Linked DNA regions of Homo sapiens: region 2 is linked to region 1. Evidence: chromatin loops called from intact Hi-C (ENCODE). Cell type or tissue: ascending aorta. All regions are shown on one strand. Links, peaks and the distances in the headings refer to the core of each region. The heading gives the core; the rest is flanking DNA.

Evidence for each region. Hi-C counts contacts between places; a loop is a spot of excess contacts. Peaks named below come from ENCODE experiments on the same cell type or tissue, not always from the same donor. Only the 100,000 strongest peaks of a DNase experiment are listed, where the experiment ranks them.
Region 2: it touches region 1 in a loop (2.5-fold over the local background); 13 of 110 quality-filtered maps call a loop at or near these places.

What each region holds. Positions count from the first base shown.
Region 1 is chr12:46,363,131-46,371,524 of GRCh38, reverse strand. It overlaps SLC38A2 (solute carrier family 38 member 2), which reads left to right. Exons shown (of 16, transcript NM_018976.5): 2 at 146-347; 3 at 668-749; 4 at 898-1,013; 5 at 4,185-4,258; 6 at 4,357-4,449; 7 at 4,580-4,661; 8 at 6,336-6,418; 9 at 6,823-6,881; 10 at 6,969-7,136; 11 at 7,522-7,601; 12 at 7,699-7,799; 13 at 8,380-8,394. The coding sequence starts at 232. Among named protein-coding and RNA genes, the nearest start is that of SLC38A2, 5.4 kb to the left of the region's middle. In ascending aorta, for the core only: no CTCF peak of the experiment used is centred there; a DNase peak (open chromatin) is centred at 6,094; H3K4me3 peaks cover 2,500 bases; H3K27ac peaks cover 2,030 bases.
Region 2 is chr12:46,221,729-46,230,122 of GRCh38, reverse strand. SLC38A1 (solute carrier family 38 member 1) reads left to right here. Exons shown (of 17, transcript NM_030674.4): 4 at 484-559; 5 at 855-970. Among named protein-coding and RNA genes, the nearest start is that of SLC38A1, 43 kb to the left of the region's middle. In ascending aorta, for the core only: no CTCF peak of the experiment used is centred there; a DNase peak (open chromatin) is centred at 5,532; H3K27ac peaks cover 818 bases.

The sequences.
Region 1 (8,394 bases), core at 5,006-7,505:
GGCGCGCCCCCGCCCCTCGCGCGCGGCTGGTACTTTTCCACTCGCCTGGCCTGGGATGAATCAGCCGCGCTGCGCCTCCGGGCGGCGTCACGTGACCGCGGCGGGCTGGCGCTGCGGTCCTGACGCGCCGCCTCTACTTTCGCAGGCCGACTCGCGGGCCGCTGCACCCACCGCCAAGGACAAAAGGAGCCCAGCGCTACTAGCTGCACCCGATTCCTCCCAGTGCTTAGCATGAAGAAGGCCGAAATGGGACGATTCAGTATTTCCCCGGATGAAGACAGCAGCAGCTACAGTTCCAACAGCGACTTCAACTACTCCTACCCCACCAAGCAAGCTGCTCTGAAAAGGTGGGAGAAGTTGTGACACTTTTGAAAAAACGGCTTGCATGGGTTGGGTTCAGGGAGTTACCTAGGACTCTGCTTCCATTGCTTTAATTTGCTATAGCATTTAGAGAAGGTGCGTAATCTCTGAAAGAGTATCCGATTATCTTGTTGTAATGACAAGATAGCTGGTGTGAAAGTCAACTCCTAGTTAATATTTATACATTAAGTAAAGATGTTGTATCAGAGCTATGCTGTTGGAGGGTATTTTATGTTAAAGCAGTCTTGTGTGTAATGATAGATATTTCAATCCAGTTTACAATTATATATGTCTATATTTTTTGCAGCCATTATGCAGATGTAGATCCTGAAAACCAGAACTTTTTACTTGAATCGAATTTGGGGAAGAAGAAGTATGAAACAGAATTTGTAAGTTAAAAATAGTAATTTGTCTGTCAGTGGCTTTATGGAGTAAAAGAATAGTTTTACTTTTAGAATTCAAATCTAACTTGCCCAAAGCTGGTTTTCTCCATTTAATTATTGTTATATGTTTGGTTATCGTTTTCCCTCTATGTAGCATCCAGGTACTACTTCCTTTGGAATGTCAGTATTTAATCTGAGCAATGCGATTGTGGGCAGTGGAATCCTTGGGCTTTCTTATGCCATGGCTAATACTGGAATTGCTCTTTTTATGTAAGTATGTGTAAGTAGTGAGTCTGCCATGCAGGGCAGTTACTATGGTAAAACATATTTTGGCTCCAGAAACTGAATTTACAGTTGGAGTAGCTGACTCAAAAGTTACTTGCTTAAAATTAAAAGTATGAGAAACCCCAAAAAATCTCTTTATTCTACTACATACTGCACAATATCAAGAAAGCCAACTAGAAAAAAATAGGGCAGTCCTTAAAACTGACAAATTAAGCCAGAAGTCTTCTAAGTCAGTGGGAATAGTTAAAACAAAATTGTAACAGATGGTAGATATTAAAAAAACTATGGCTAAAGCCAGGGTAGGTATAAATTTTGTTTTGGCAAATCAGAAGCTGAAAATCCTAATAAGCTCCAAATCATTTTGGTAAATCGACACAGTTCTTAAGGACCTGTGGCCCCTTACGTGAATAAGGAAAAGAAAATTTCTCTAAACATACAAGGTGTGGTGGTATTTACCCAGCCTGGAACATGTTTGTTTTAAGACGAGGAGGTCATAATTTTCTGGACCCTGAAAAGCAATCCATACATGTTTTTTTAATGTTTGCTTTTGTCAGACCTGTTCGATTGCCACATGTTGTGGCAAAAAATGAATACTTTAGTAAGTACTTATTTTTAAATGGTTCCCCCCACAGTTGCACAGTTAGACTTAATTACTTCTGTGCTTTCCAGCATAAATACGTGGATAGACTCTTGGAGGTACAGAAGACTTCAGAGCAGTGGTTCTTAGCCATTTTTGCGTCACTGACTCTTGGAGAATATGATAGAAAAATGTGGATCTTATTTCCAGGGAAAAAGCACAAAACAAAAATACATGCAATCTTAAGCATGTATTTTTCAGTGATGTTTGTGTCATAGCCCTTAAGTTTAAGTACCCGTGGACCCCTGGCTAAGGCAATTTCTGTGGAGGATTGTGTAACTTAATACCTTCATTGTACAGATAAGGAAACCATATGTATATAGCATGGAATTGTCCCTTTGTGACAGATGTGTTTTACTTAGCTGATTGGTGCCTTCTACTCAAGTTATTTTCTCCAGCACGATAGAATGTTCATGAAAAGAAAAGCAGACCTTTGCAAATCTCTGCTTTGTGAAATTCCACACTGAGGTTAAGCCTGGCTTTGAGTACTAGATGCTAGGATTCACTCTGGCTTGCTTCAATTAGGATGAGGCTTTTTGAGAGAACTCTTACTAAGGTGAAGGACCAGCGATTTACGTAGAATCCTAGAATCTCAGGAGTTCTTAGTGGAGAACCTGAATGGCATCACTGTCGAATATTTGAAATCCTTGTTAGCACTTGGTATAAAAACTGGAGGCAGTTTTAGAGTGCAGCCAGTGTAGTTAAAGTAAGAATTGAAATGATACTAAATGGCACCTCTGTTTCATAAGTGAAGGTCAAATTCTGATGTAACCCTTGTACTCTTGGAATTATACTTTAATAGGTGCTTATGTCATTGATTTACCATTTTGCTTAATGGCTAAATAAGATTGCTAAAGTGTGATTTTATTCATCAGTACTTACTTTATATTTAGAGGTATAGAGGAAAATGGGCCAAAAACCACATGGCTGCCACGGTGCACTTCAGCAACCCTGTAGCTAACCTGTTTAAGTAGAATCAATCTGAAGGTTGAAAGTGACCTCAAAGGTTATAAAGTCTATTCATCCCTTGTCATTTCAGTATAAGACATGGAAGGACTTAATTTGGTTTGTTTTTAATTAAACCAACATATTTTCTCCAGTTAGAAGTGAGGTTGATAGTGTCACTTCAGACTAGGTCCTGTAAAACTTCTGGCATTTAGAATGGTAGTGTAAAGCCACTTCCTCTGTTTAACTAATAGACATCAGTTTCTTTGTCAGCACCTTACATGGTACTGCGTGCAGTTTGTTCATACGGAATTAAAAAACATGTAACTCTTCTCCTTTGCAAGGTTTTCTATGAGTTTCCCTGTTTTGTTATTTAATTTCTTTAAAAAATTAGTCTGTATCTCTGGGCTCTCCTAGGTGGAAGGAAAGTAAAGCTGGAATGAGGGAGAACCCTTACCCTAAAGGAAAATTAGGTGACATTAGGGTCCCTTTAGTCACTCTATGTTACCTTATTTATTTATTTTTTTTCTGTTGCTCAATCCAAGTGAAAGGGTCAAGGGAGGAAAGGCTTAGAGACAGTCAAGCTGATAGCCTACTTGTTCTAGCACAGACATTGTTTAACTGTGACAATAGTGGGCCTGTATTCCTTGCCATGGGGTGCAATGTAGTATGTCATCACAATGGTTAGTTCTCTGATTTGTGCCCAGTTGTTAGTAAAGCTTGTAGTGCCTCTTAAAATGTTAGTATCATGTTAGTGTCATTTCCCCCTTACCATTCTTTTCCTTTTCTTTCTTTTTTTTTTAAAAAGACAGTATTTCATTTTGTCCTCCAGGCTGAGTGCAGTGGCAAACTGCTGGGCTCAAGTGATACCCCCACCTCAGCCTGAGTAGCTGAGACTATAGGTGTACACCACCACAGCTGGCTTTTTGTTTTTCCTTCGGTAGAGATGTGGCTTCCCTATGTTATGTTGTCCAAGCTGATCTCGAACTCCTGGCCTCAAGCAGTCATCCTGCCCCAGCCTCCTAGAGTGCTGGGATTACAGGCATGAGCCACTGCACCTGGCCTGTCATTCCTGTTTTTGTGTATACGGTCCATGTGGTCTTAAAACCTTTCCTGAACGTGTCTCAGTTGAATTTCCCAAGAACCTTGTGGGCTGGGTTTAGTGGCGGATATTACTAATATTTTACAGATAAGGGGAACTACTGAAATGCAGAAAGGTGGCAAGCATACAGCTCATTATTGTGGTGCCAGAATCAAAATACAAGTTTCAAACTCCATCACTGGGAAGTTGAGCTTTCCAGTGTCTCATGCTATGTTTGGCTCAGTGGGTAGACATCCTTGTTCCTAACCAATGCTGTAGAACTATCACCTGAGAAATGATGCAAGTTTTTACTGCCAGCCAAGAGACAGTGTTGCCATTCCAGTTAGTAGGAGAGGAAATGCCAGTTCTTCAGGGCATTTTGACACAAATAGGACAAGTTGCACACATAATGTTATTTAAACATCCAGAAAGAGTTGTCTTTAAATATAGCCATGCTTATTTATAACCCTATGCCTTTTCCTTCTCTCACCAGAATTCTCTTGACATTTGTGTCAATATTTTCCCTGTATTCTGTTCATCTCCTTTTGAAGACTGCCAATGAAGGAGGTATGATAGCATTCTTGATTTTTCTAAAACAATGTATACCTATCATTTTATTTCTCTTTTAAAATCCTTGGCTTCATGCTTCTGTCTTCAAATTGTAGGGTCTTTATTATATGAACAATTGGGATATAAGGCATTTGGATTAGTTGGAAAGCTTGCAGCATCTGGATCAATTACAATGCAGAACATTGGAGGTAAGAATTTTTCAAAAGATTATTTGGGTAGACTTTATGCTCATTGTGGAGCACAGAATGGTGACACATGCGTTTTAGTGTCACGTGCCGCGTTTTGCACTTGTAATGGTATAATTTTGTTTTCCTCCAGCTATGTCAAGCTACCTCTTCATAGTGAAATATGAGTTGCCTTTGGTGATCCAGGCATTAACGAACATTGAAGATAAAACTGGGTAGGTGCTAAGTAAGGTTACTCATAAGAAACAATTATAGTCAAAAGTGGTTAGATACATTTTTATCAAAGTTGTATACAAAATGATTAGTTAATTATCCATAAATGTTCCTTTTGAAACTGACCAAGAAGGCCCCCCATCCCCGTAAACTGATTCGAACTTTGGAGAAGGAAAGGCCGAAAGATAGTAGCTAGCCCTACAATTTTGGATATCTTAATTTCTAAAACAGGTTTTCTAGAACTTGCTTTCTGTCTTTATGTTCATACTTAAAGAAGTTATAGGTGTTTTTAATATATATCCTAAGTGAGGACTGAAGCTTTGAATTACATTAAAAATTAATCCGTCTTATTTTTGTAAGTTTGGAATTCTTAAGACTTAATCTGTTCAATGCAAAATACAGGCTGGACATCCCTAATCTGAAATCCAAAACTTTTTGAGTGCCAACATGACACTACAAGTGGAAAATCCACACCTGATCTCGTGACAGGTGTGCAAAATTAATTAAAATACTGTATAAAATCACCTTTAGGCTATGGGTTTAAGAAGGTGTATAGGAAACATAAGTGAATTTTGTGTTTAGACTTCAGTGCCATCTCCAAGATACTTCAAATATGTATGTGCAGGTACTCCAAAGTCCAAAACACTTCGGTCCCAAGCATTTTGAATAAGGGATACTCAACATGTGCCAGAAAATGTTTGGGCATGCTATAGAAACCATTTTCTTCTAGCAAAGTTACTCATCCCAGTGAACTCACAGGTATTTATCTAAAGTAAACATGGGGAAGGATAATTTACTTCCCACCCTATGTGCAGCTCATTACGTCAAAATAGAGAAGTGCTGTTATCTCAGATGTGGCTTTAGAAATTTAATTTTTTAAGCTGATCTTTAAGTGTTGGTGTTCTGCAGAGTGCTTACTGCTGAAGTGAACAGAATTCATGAGGCAATTAGAATTTGAAAATAGTGATTTAGAAGACAGTGCAATTCATGATTTACCTAAAAAGAAAAAGGCTTAGAGGATATACATAATGTTTTCTAAAGTTCAAAAGGGATATTTTTGGCTGTCTTTGGAGTTAAAGGTGGGTCAAGATGTCACAACATACTCTGATAACCTGGAATAAGTCCTGGTTTGGGGGACTGAGTTTTATAATTTTTTTTATGGGGGGGGCAGTTTGCCTGTGCATTTTATGAAAACGTTTCCTCATTGAAATATTTAATAATATTTGCTAACGCATCTGGAAAAAAACTTGTTTTAAAATTTTTTAGTTTCCAGCATTAGAAATTACATGCTAAAGCTGTACCAAAGTTGGTGTACAATTTTTCTGAAAGTGCTTAAAGATAAGATTACTGGCTTAACAAACAAGCTTTGTTCCCTGCATTAGTATCAAGTCTTTGAGAAGCATTTTGTGTTATGAATCAGCTGGCAGCCTTCCCAGAGCAAGTAGTGGGACAAAAGTTACACTGTTTTATACCCGACTTCTAACCTGAGTAAATGTTCATCTAGCACACAAAATTAAAAAGTTATTCCTATCTTGAACAGGGGAAACTTTTTCCAAACATGTCTTTTTTGTGTGTTTGTTTTCATGGTATTCCTATGAAATGAGTCCTGTTAGAAGATGTGTATATTTTTCAGAGGATATTTGTGACTGTTTTGACCTTGTTTCTGTTTTCTTTAGATTGTGGTATCTGAACGGGAACTATTTGGTTCTGTTGGTGTCATTGGTGGTCATTCTTCCTTTGTCGCTGTTTAGAAATTTAGGTGAGCAAACTCATCTCTAAAGAGAATTGAAATGAGCCTCTCACCAGTTAGTTGGGCTTTCTCTGAATAGAAATTAATCAGAATGAAAAAGCCCTAGAAAGTAGAAAGGTATATCTTTGGGACTTACAGCATGCAAAATTTAGGAGCCAAAATATTTAATTGACACTATATGTTGTGCTTTGTAAGAAATAATGCAAATGATAGTTTTTATTAGCTTGGGTTATGACAAGTATATTTAAATAAATCTATAATTTAGTATCATAAGAATTAGAAATTTAGTGCTATACACATACTTTAGTGCCTAAAGTCTTCCCAGCAGAATTGAGTTATTCAGTGGGAAAAAGATATTTGCCTTAAATCTGTTTCATTAAACTAATACTGATTCCTGCCACCCCTCCTTATAGGATATTTGGGATATACCAGTGGCCTTTCCTTGTTGTGTATGGTGTTCTTTCTGATTGTGGTGGGTATGATTTTTTTTTTAGAAAAAATTTTTTATAAGCCCTGCCATGTCACTTAGTTTAACACATGCAAAATAATATATTTTTAGGTCATTTGCAAGAAATTTCAGGTTCCGTGTCCTGTGGAAGCTGCTTTGATAATTAACGAAACAATAAACACCACCTTAACACAGCCAACAGCTCTTGTACCTGCTTTGTCACATAACGTGACTGAAAATGACTCTTGCAGACCTCACTATTTTATTTTCAACTCACAGGTAACTAAATATGCTTATTTTCTCAAAAGAAGAGTTTAGGGAAGAAAAGAGGGAAGCTATTCACTCCCAGGGTAAAGGGAGGAGGATAATAGGTGCTTTATAGAAAACATGTGATTAGCTAATTATTGAGGACTGTGAAGAAAGTTTTGGTTTACATCTGAAAATAGATTGAGAATTGAGATAATCATATGGTGCTAATAATTGACACATTCAGAAGTGAGGATATTGATCATACTTCATGAACAGATTAGAAGAATGGAAGCTAATTACACAAAGGAAACTTAGGCTTTGATTCTAAGATTGTTTACATAAAATATATGCTGCGGAAATGTGACAGCATGAGTTCGTTACATCAGATTAAGTAGATTTTTACGTTTTCTTTCAGACTGTCTATGCTGTGCCAATTCTGATCTTTTCATTTGTCTGTCATCCTGCTGTTCTTCCCATCTATGAAGAACTGAAAGAGTGAGTATTTCATTTTTACATAAATTTGAGAAAATATTAGACAATTGCTGTAACTGCTGCTGAAATATATATTTGAATTTTCTCTTGAATTACATAGCCGCAGCCGTAGAAGAATGATGAATGTGTCCAAGATTTCATTTTTTGCTATGTTTCTCATGTATCTGCTTGCCGCCCTCTTTGGATACCTAACATTTTACGGTAAGTAACGCCTCCTTTACCAAAACAAAAACAAAAACAAAAAAAAACGCTTATTGAAATGAAGCTGCTAGTTTTCTATGTGTAGTTCCATCACTTTAAAAATAGTCTGTTTTAATATATTTCATATTTGTGATGAGAAATTAAATTTAGAGCTTAGAATTTTCTGTAGTGTATTTAATCAGTAATTTCTAGAATCCAGGTTTGAAAATATCATTAATCATTTGATGGCATATTTGTATGATATGCCAGCCTCTGAGTTCATATTGCCTGTCTCCTCTCCCATCACCTTCAGACTATGTAACACAAACACAAATTGCAAGCCAAGCCAGGAGATTTAGCTGCTTAACTCCTGTTGTTTTTAATGGGAGTCATGTGGCTAAATCTCTGTGGTATTTAGAAAAATTTTCCTTCAATGTTACTTTAATTGCATTAACTATAATTCCAAACAAATCTTATTAGCCTCTTAGTTTATAGTCGTTTTGTGAGTAGCTAAATAACTGGTGCACATTTTGCTGTTAAATTTTCTACTTGGTGTCCAATGAAAACAGCCAATCAAAGTTTTTTTGGTCTTTCCCTGTAGAACATGTTGAGTCAG
Region 2 (8,394 bases), core at 4,005-6,504, 140 kb after region 1:
TTGCCTCTAGTATCCTTTTAAATACCAGGTTTATAGTAGTCTTGATATTATCTAATTTTCCACTTAGGGAAAAACTATACAAAAATTAATTTATGTTGCATATAGTGTTTAAATTTATTATTAAAATGATTCAAAATGTATAGCTGTTTTTGACTTACGGTTGTCTTTCATTTCATCTCAAGATGAGCACCTGTTATTGGCATTGTTTTGTACAAGGTAGAGTGCAGGATATAAAAATGAATGAGGCAAAGTGCCTGCCCTTGGGGCACTTATAGTTTATTTGGTAAAACGAGAATATAGACAACTCATAATGGCAAAAGAAAAAAAGGTGGGGGGAGTTGGTGGTTGAATAGGGCTGTAAACTCTTAGAGAGCTGATTGGTAACTGTTCATGTATGTTTTGATGAGTAACATATCATTTAGTAAAGATGTCAAGCTTCAAATCATTATCATAAGGTTAAATATATTACGCATGTCTTTACAGCAAGTTTATTTCTGATCGTGAAAGTAGAAGAAGTCTCACAAACAGCCATTTGGAAAAAAAGAAGTGTGATGAGTATGTAAGTATCATTATAATGAAGTATGCTTATTTTTTTAATCATATAAATTGGGACAAATCTTTTTAATTCAAGTAGCATAGTACCAAAAGCATAACTACCTGTATTCACCAGGATATTCCTCATACCTTATGTATTTTCTCTTGAAATCCATTCAAGGAAATAACTAGATAACTAAGAATGGATTTTCTTGAATTTTACTTCCATATTGGTTCCTGAGAGTGCATTAAAGGCTTTGGCTTGATGAACTTTCTTGGGGATTATTTTGCTTAGTGTCAATGTTTGTTTCTTTGTTCAGATTCCAGGTACAACCTCCTTAGGCATGTCTGTTTTTAACCTAAGCAACGCCATTATGGGCAGTGGGATTTTGGGACTCGCCTTTGCCCTGGCAAACACTGGAATCCTACTTTTTCTGTGAGTATTGACGTGCCGGTACTTTCCATTTTAAAACTGAACTTTTTGTATGTTTCTGTTATTACATAGAAGAAATGTGAAATATTTATAAATAGTTTTTTTATTAACTTGGCTAAGTTACAAGTACATACTTTGATATTTATTGCTTGAGTGATTTTCCAAACTGTACCTAATGCTTACAACAAAGAGGAAGGAGAAAATCTTTTTATTAATCAAAAATACTGAAATAAGCATTTGTGAAAAGGATTAAAACATTTGAAAATAACTTTTTTTGGTATTTTTGGAGTCTACCTGTGACTTTAAATCTCAGTTAAAATATTAAGAGGTGTTTAACCCCAGCCAGTCACCACTTTGGCATTTGGATTGCTGTGAAGCGTGTACTACATCAAAGGGCAATTACAAATTTGTTTGTAATAAATATTCAAGAAGCATAGAAATTTTCAGTGTTTTGAAGATGAGAAATTAGCATGTACTTTCCCACTGAGATTCAATGAAAAGAAAATGGGCAATTTTCTTTTTAAATAACTTTATCTCAAACTGTTGAATGGGACTTTCTGCAAATGTATGGAGGGCTTATTTTTAGTTGGAACAAGATTAAGAGAGATGATAGAATTTGTACTAAGAAAATTCTCGCCCAGCCTGATTCCCTCTCAAATGTCACACGAGTGTCAGTGGTGAGGTGAGGGAGAAAGCACTTCTCCGAGGATCTTGCCTTTTGTTCCCTGACTTGAAACTCACGCTTTTCATTGGCCTGGCTAGATAGTCCTTGTTGCCATGTCCTTTTGACAGGAGCATCATTTCCTTACAAGCAGTGACCGAAATGGTTACTAATCCTACAAACTGTGGATATCCTTTCAAAAAAGACATCAAAAACTGAGATAAAAGAATATTACTGCCCATTCCATTACTCCAGGAACAGAAATGCCCATCCATGCTGCCCTGTGTTAGGCATTAATTTTGTGTGTGTGTAAATTAACATGTCCTTTCTAAAATTAAAAGACTGTGTAAGATGGTGAATTCGATACATTGTCTTCCATATTGTCAGCCTAATTCAGTGAACCTAACTCTAGCCTCCTCTCTTGATCACTCTGAATGCATCTTTCTAAGTTGCCTTTCCGCTTGAGCTGAGTGCCAGGTTTTAGGGTAATATGGCAGAATTGGACAACATATTTCTATGGTGATTTTTTTGAGTATATGTGAAATTCTGACTCTCTGAGGATAGTAGACTGCTTGAGGAGCTACACTTCTGGTTTTCAGTGCATTTACATGAGACACCTGAGCGCTACTCCCAACTCCTCTTCTAAATGGCTATGTAGTTTTAAGCAAGTTTCTTAGCCACTCTGAGCTTCAGTTCCTTCCTCTTCAAAACAAGGAAATTGTGCAAGAAAAATTTCAGAACCAGGCCAACCTCCAAAACGCTATGGTTCTGTGACTATTTTCAGTCATTCCAAAGCTGGGAATATGTTCACTTCAGAATGTGTATTACATTGATTTCTTTTTTTAAAAGTTATTGCAATATGTCAAGTTATAAATTAACCTAGTGTAAAAAGTCAATTCTTTGATGGTTGTAACAACAGTAATTCTTGTATCTCTACAAGAGATACAAGTAGTATCTGGTAGTGCCAGGCATTATTCCAAGTGTTTTATGCAGAATCCTTACAATAACTCTATGAAGTAGCTGCTATCATTAATTTCCTGTTTCACAGATAAGGAAACTGAGGCATAAAGGGTAGCTTTAATTTTGGAATCTCTCTTGATCACCCTTCTGAGGATTTCCTCTACCTCTCTTCTTTGCTAGATCCATTGTTTCCTATATTCCATTTATTATTCTTTCTGGATTTACTTATGTGCTGTTATTGCTCAGAAAAGGTGACTGAAAATAAAATTTTTGAGACCTTTATTTCTGAAAAATATTTTTATTCTACTTTTACCTTTGATTGGTAGTTTGGTTGGATATAGAACTTTATACTAGCAATAATTTTCCTTCAGAATTTTGAAGGTATTGCTCTATTTCCTTCTAGCTTTTTTCTGTTGTGAAGTCCTATATGCTTCTGATTCCTGATCTTTTATATATAGCCAGGTTTTGTTAATTTTTTTTTTTTTTGGAAACTTGTCAAATCTCTTAGTTCCCAGTATCCTGCAGTTTCACAATGACGTGCCTTGATGTGGGCCTGTTTTCATCAATTGTGTCAGGCATTGGGTGCAATCTTTTCTTTTAGAAATCCATGGCCTTGGCCGGGCACAGTGGCTCATGCCTATAATCCCAGCACTTTGGGAGGCTGAGGCCGGTGGATCACCTGGCAGTTTGAGACCAGCCTGGCCAGCCTTGCCAACATGGTGAAACCCCGTCTCTACTGAAAATACAAAAAATTAGCTGGGTGTAGGGGCGGGCACCTGTAATCCCAGCTACTCAGGAGGCTGAGGCAGGAGAATCGATTGAACCCGGGAGGCAGAGGTTGCAGTGAGCCGAGATTGTGTCCAACCTGGGGGACAGAGCAAGATTCCGTCTCAAAAAAAAAAAAAAAAAAAAAAAAAGGAAATCCATGACCTTCAGTTTGGGAAATTTTTTTACATTATTGTGTTGATGAATTCCTATTACCCCCAGATTTTGGACCTTCTAGACTAGTCCTCTAATTTTTTTAATCTTTCCTTTATTTTCATTTCTATAACGTTTCACTGTAATTTTTGGGATATGTCCTCAATTTTTCCCCTCTTTATTGAATTTTTTATTTCTGTTACTATATTTATAGGAGCTTAAAAACTCTAAGAATGTTTCTTTTTAATATTATTTTGGTTCTGTTTCATGATTTCAATATCTTCTCTGAGGATTCTAATGATAGTTTTTTTTCTGCATTATGAAAAATTTAAAACATGAAGTAGAGAGAATAGTAGAAAAAGATTTGTATGTTTCCTTCCTTCTATGGATGGTTGTTTTAGTCAGTCCCCCACCAAGATTGTCTTGAAGCAAATCTCAGCTATTTTATTATTTCATCCCTAAATATTTTAGTATATATCTCTAAAACATAAGGACTCTTTTAACTCAATATGTCATACCTAGAAACAAGTCAACAACAGTTCCCTAATATCATCAAATATACAATCAGTATTTAAATTGCTTTGATTATGTTATGTTTTTAAACATATGGGTTGTTCAAATCAGTACTCAGATAAGGTTCACACAGTGCAATTGGTTGATATGTATTTTAAGTCTTTTTTAATTTATATTTTCCCATTTCTTTCCTTTTATTCTGTGCCACTTATTTAAGAAACAGGGCCATTTGTGTAAAGTTTTCCACAATCTGGATTTTGCTGTTTGTATCCCTGAGGTACAAGCTGATTTTTGTTTGTTTTGGGGTCTTTCACCTTAGACTCTTTGCCCAGATGTCAGATAGTTCCTCTTTATCTGCTGTCTTCAAGAATGGGGGGAAAACAAGGCTGATTTGAGCCTGGCGCACATGAGTGGGGCTTGTTCGCAATAGCTTCACTTAAGATGCTATTTACTTAAGATGTTCCTTTACTTGGGAACCACCAGGGTCATTTGTCTAAGACCCTCTTCTTTGGCTGTTCAGATCACCCAGAGAACAGCTCCCAATCCCCTGTTCTGGGGGCCTAGACCTCACCGCCATCTTTCTGGGAACCAAGTAGGGGGAAAGGGCTGGAATGATTATCCCAGCAGGCATGTGTTCACTCAGTTCCCAATTTTCATTAGAGTATGCCTCTTGCCCACAAATTGTGCCTAGTCTCTCACCTAGAAACATATATTGTATACTTTCCAGAGAACATATATTCAGATTGTTGCCAGGATAGGGGAGGACCAACCAGTCAGCTTTATGGAGTAGGACCTGGTCTGGGGAATCTAGCTATTTCTTGAAAAAAGTTCAACAGATCCTCACTATTTTAGCTCACCCCTTCCATTATCCCCAACTTTCAGTCATGCCAGCAGTGCCTTTTAGAGATTCTCTGAGGTAAACTGAGTTGGTCTTGGCTTTTTCCACTGCCGATTTATGGTTCAGGTCTGTCTGCTTTCCAGCTTTCAAAATTTCATTATTGTCTACTATTATATTTTATCCTAGCAGCTTTACGCCTTAAAAAAAATCTTTTTACTGGGATATCAAGGGAGAGGGAGTAAGTCCTTGTATTCAATCTACTATTCCTAGAATTCAATTGATTTTTAACTATACTGGCTGAGGGATAATTGACCTCCTATCTCATGACACTTTAGTGTCTGATTAAAGCGGGGAAGTGGAAAAATTTACTTTTGTAGTTGAAGGAAGATTTTTCCTGGATGAAACTATTATAGATCATTTAGTTATTTGTAAGATTCATGGATAACAAGCGCAACACACCAAGTCTTCAGCTAAATCTCATGAAGGTAGTTGTACAAAGGCTCAAACTTTAAGTTTCTCACTAAACTTAGGACTCTCCTACCTCAGGACAAGGATTCACTCTGTGACTCTTGTAAAACCAGCTGCTCCTACAACTGCTCAAAGCCAAGAAGCAGTTGGCAGGATCAAGATATTTCATCTGGTACAGGGCTCCATTCCAGACTCACATTGGCCAACACAGGAAAGGAGTCCAAGACTGTCCAGGCTTCTTTGGACCAGCAGCTGGGAAGGCTCCTTAGTGTCTCCCTGAGGCTGGGTGTGGAGCCTTCTCTGCAGTCATCTGGAAACTTGTTGGTGCGATTTCTTTTTCTTGGATGAGTTTGCAGCTCATTTTTTTTTAACCTATCCATAATGGCTGTCATCCCTGTTTAACACACTCTAATTCAGTTAGATTCAGTGAGTCCTGTCCTGTTGTAAGAATGGTGCTGGATTTTGCATTTTTCTGAATTCTGAGGATGCTGGTGGGCACTCTCGATTTATCATAGTTCTGCAGGTATATATCCTCTATGGGTAACAAAGTGAGGCTGGACCCTGAGGCTGCAAGTCAGGGATGTACTGAGGCACAAGTACCTCAGGGTAAAGAGTACTTGTTGAGCTGTTTTCCTGGGAGTGAGGACCCAAATAAAAGGCAATAGATGCTAAAGGAATTTCCTGCCACCATAACTTCCTCTTTATCTGAGTCTTACCCATAACTCCATCATAGCAGAAGTAGGAATTAGAAATCAATATTGACATGGAAGAATGGTGGGTTTTGTTTTGTTACATTTTGTTACATTTTCTGAAGATTTCTATTAAAGGCATACATTTTACAGGAAATTAATCTCTAGAACACATCTCATAGTACTAGGTAAGTATGATGTTTATTACACTACACAGAATCTGATAAAGCAATAAATGCTTTTTATTTTTCCATAACTTCTTAACATGTATTATTATTTTTATTTTAATAATGTAGTCCTTAAGTTGAAAACCATGAAAAACAAAAGTAGAATTCACGACACTTCTGAGATATCAGTTTATTATTAACACTGAGTTTGTGAACAATCTCTTTGAAATGTTAATTGTGAAACAAAAGTACAATGTGTGTAAAACAATAGTTTAAATTTTATTTGGTTGATTATAATACCAGACCTTTTGGATTCTTTTTTTCCATTTTCTATCTCATTTGTGTTGTGGTTGTGGGAGTGAAAAAGATAATTTATCTAAAAACAGACTTTGAAAAGTGGCATGCAAGGAGACTTTTATTAGTACCAACGCATAGAGCTACTAGGAAGAATAAATGAGTGGGGTGTGTGTGTGTGTGTGTGTGTGTGTGAATGTGAGAGAGAAAGAGAGATGGAGAGAGTGATAGTAGTGCGTGGTGCATAGTACACACTGTAGATATTTGTTAAAATACTACAGTTAGTATTAGGTAGTCACTAAATAATGGCTAACATTTACTGAACAGTATCTATATATGCTACACTATCTTAATCCCCACCAACAACATTATGAGGTAGGTATTAGCCCCATTTTACAGATAAAGTAACTGAGGCTTAATAACTTACCTGTGATCACACATTAGAAAGTAGGGGAGCCAGCGTCCCATCCAGGCTTGCTTGACTCTAGAGCCAGCGTGATCTAAAACACCATACCGCCTTTGGTGATGCCTTCTTCAGACACCAAAGTTGCATTATTACTCTACAACTTGAGAAAAACTTTATTTTTATCAACGGATGCTTGCAAGTTAGTACTTACCTTTTACTTTCCAATATAATGTACCTTTAAAATCACCTTATAAAATCAGCCAGTGTTCCTGAATTATCTTGCTAGTGTTCCACCAATAACCATCCCCTTTACTGTCATGAAAACAGCTTGGCAATATCAAGTGTACCAAACTGTAGACCGAGGATGTCAGGTTCCTGTTCACAACAAGTAAAATGTATGCTTAAAGTATATTGTGAAACCAATAAACCTCTCAGTGGCTTCATATTTGTCATGTGGGTTCCTGCATGTGCAATTTAAGATTTCCCATTGCTTTCAGGAGCTGTTGAACTCCTGAAAGAAGTAACTAAACATTTTGTTATTAAGAATTAAACACCAAGTGATAGCAAAATCAAATAATACCAAGTTTAACCCTAGGAAACTTGTTAAATAACCATGGTACTTTCATAAAATAGAGTATTAGACTACTACTTAAAAGAGTAAAATAGACTTATATGGGCAGGTGAGGAAAAATCTCCTAGGTTGTAACGGGGAACATAGTGTGTAGCACTATGTTACTGCGTAGCATAGTATTATTAATACTGTGTAGCATAGTACTATTACATGAATACAAACTGAATATTGGGTGGAAGTGAGCATGGAAGGAGGGTGTGTCTATATGTATACATTATATTGCCCAGAATATTTGGGGAGGGTACACAAGAGAACTGTTGGCAGTGGTTACTTCTGGAGAGTGAGAAAGGGTCTAGAGGTGGAGTGGAGATGGAAAGTTTAGACTCTTTGAATTTATTTTTAACCTGCTTTTAGAGGAAAAAAAAAAGCTAGTTGAAAAAATTGGTTTTTTGAAGAACTTAACACCAGTGCAGTAAGACTTTTTCTTTTTCCTCTTACCTGCTAAAAACTTGAGAGAGAAAATATATTTTTGGTGTAGATAGTTAGACCATGAAGCTAGAATGAGGACTCTGTCAATGCTGTGCCACTTGTTCCAGACTGTATTTTCAACCTCTTTTCCCTTCAGATGACCTCAGCTTCTGCCACACTAACCTTCCCTTTTCTGTAGAGGCTGCCTGCCTTAAAACTGTTACCTTGGTCTTTCCAGAGCCCACCCGTACCCTGTCTCATCTCTGTCTTCTGAATCCTCATGGTCCTGGAAGGCCTAGATCAGATGTTATCTCCTCCAAAACTGCTTGTCTGATCCTCCCAGGTGGAAGGGAGGTCTCTCTTCCTTTCCTTTTCAGTGTCATTTGTATCTTTCTAATAGTAAGTATCACTTCCATTATTTAAGCATACATTTTACCTTCCCTATTGAATGCTGAGCCCTACAAGGGCAGGATT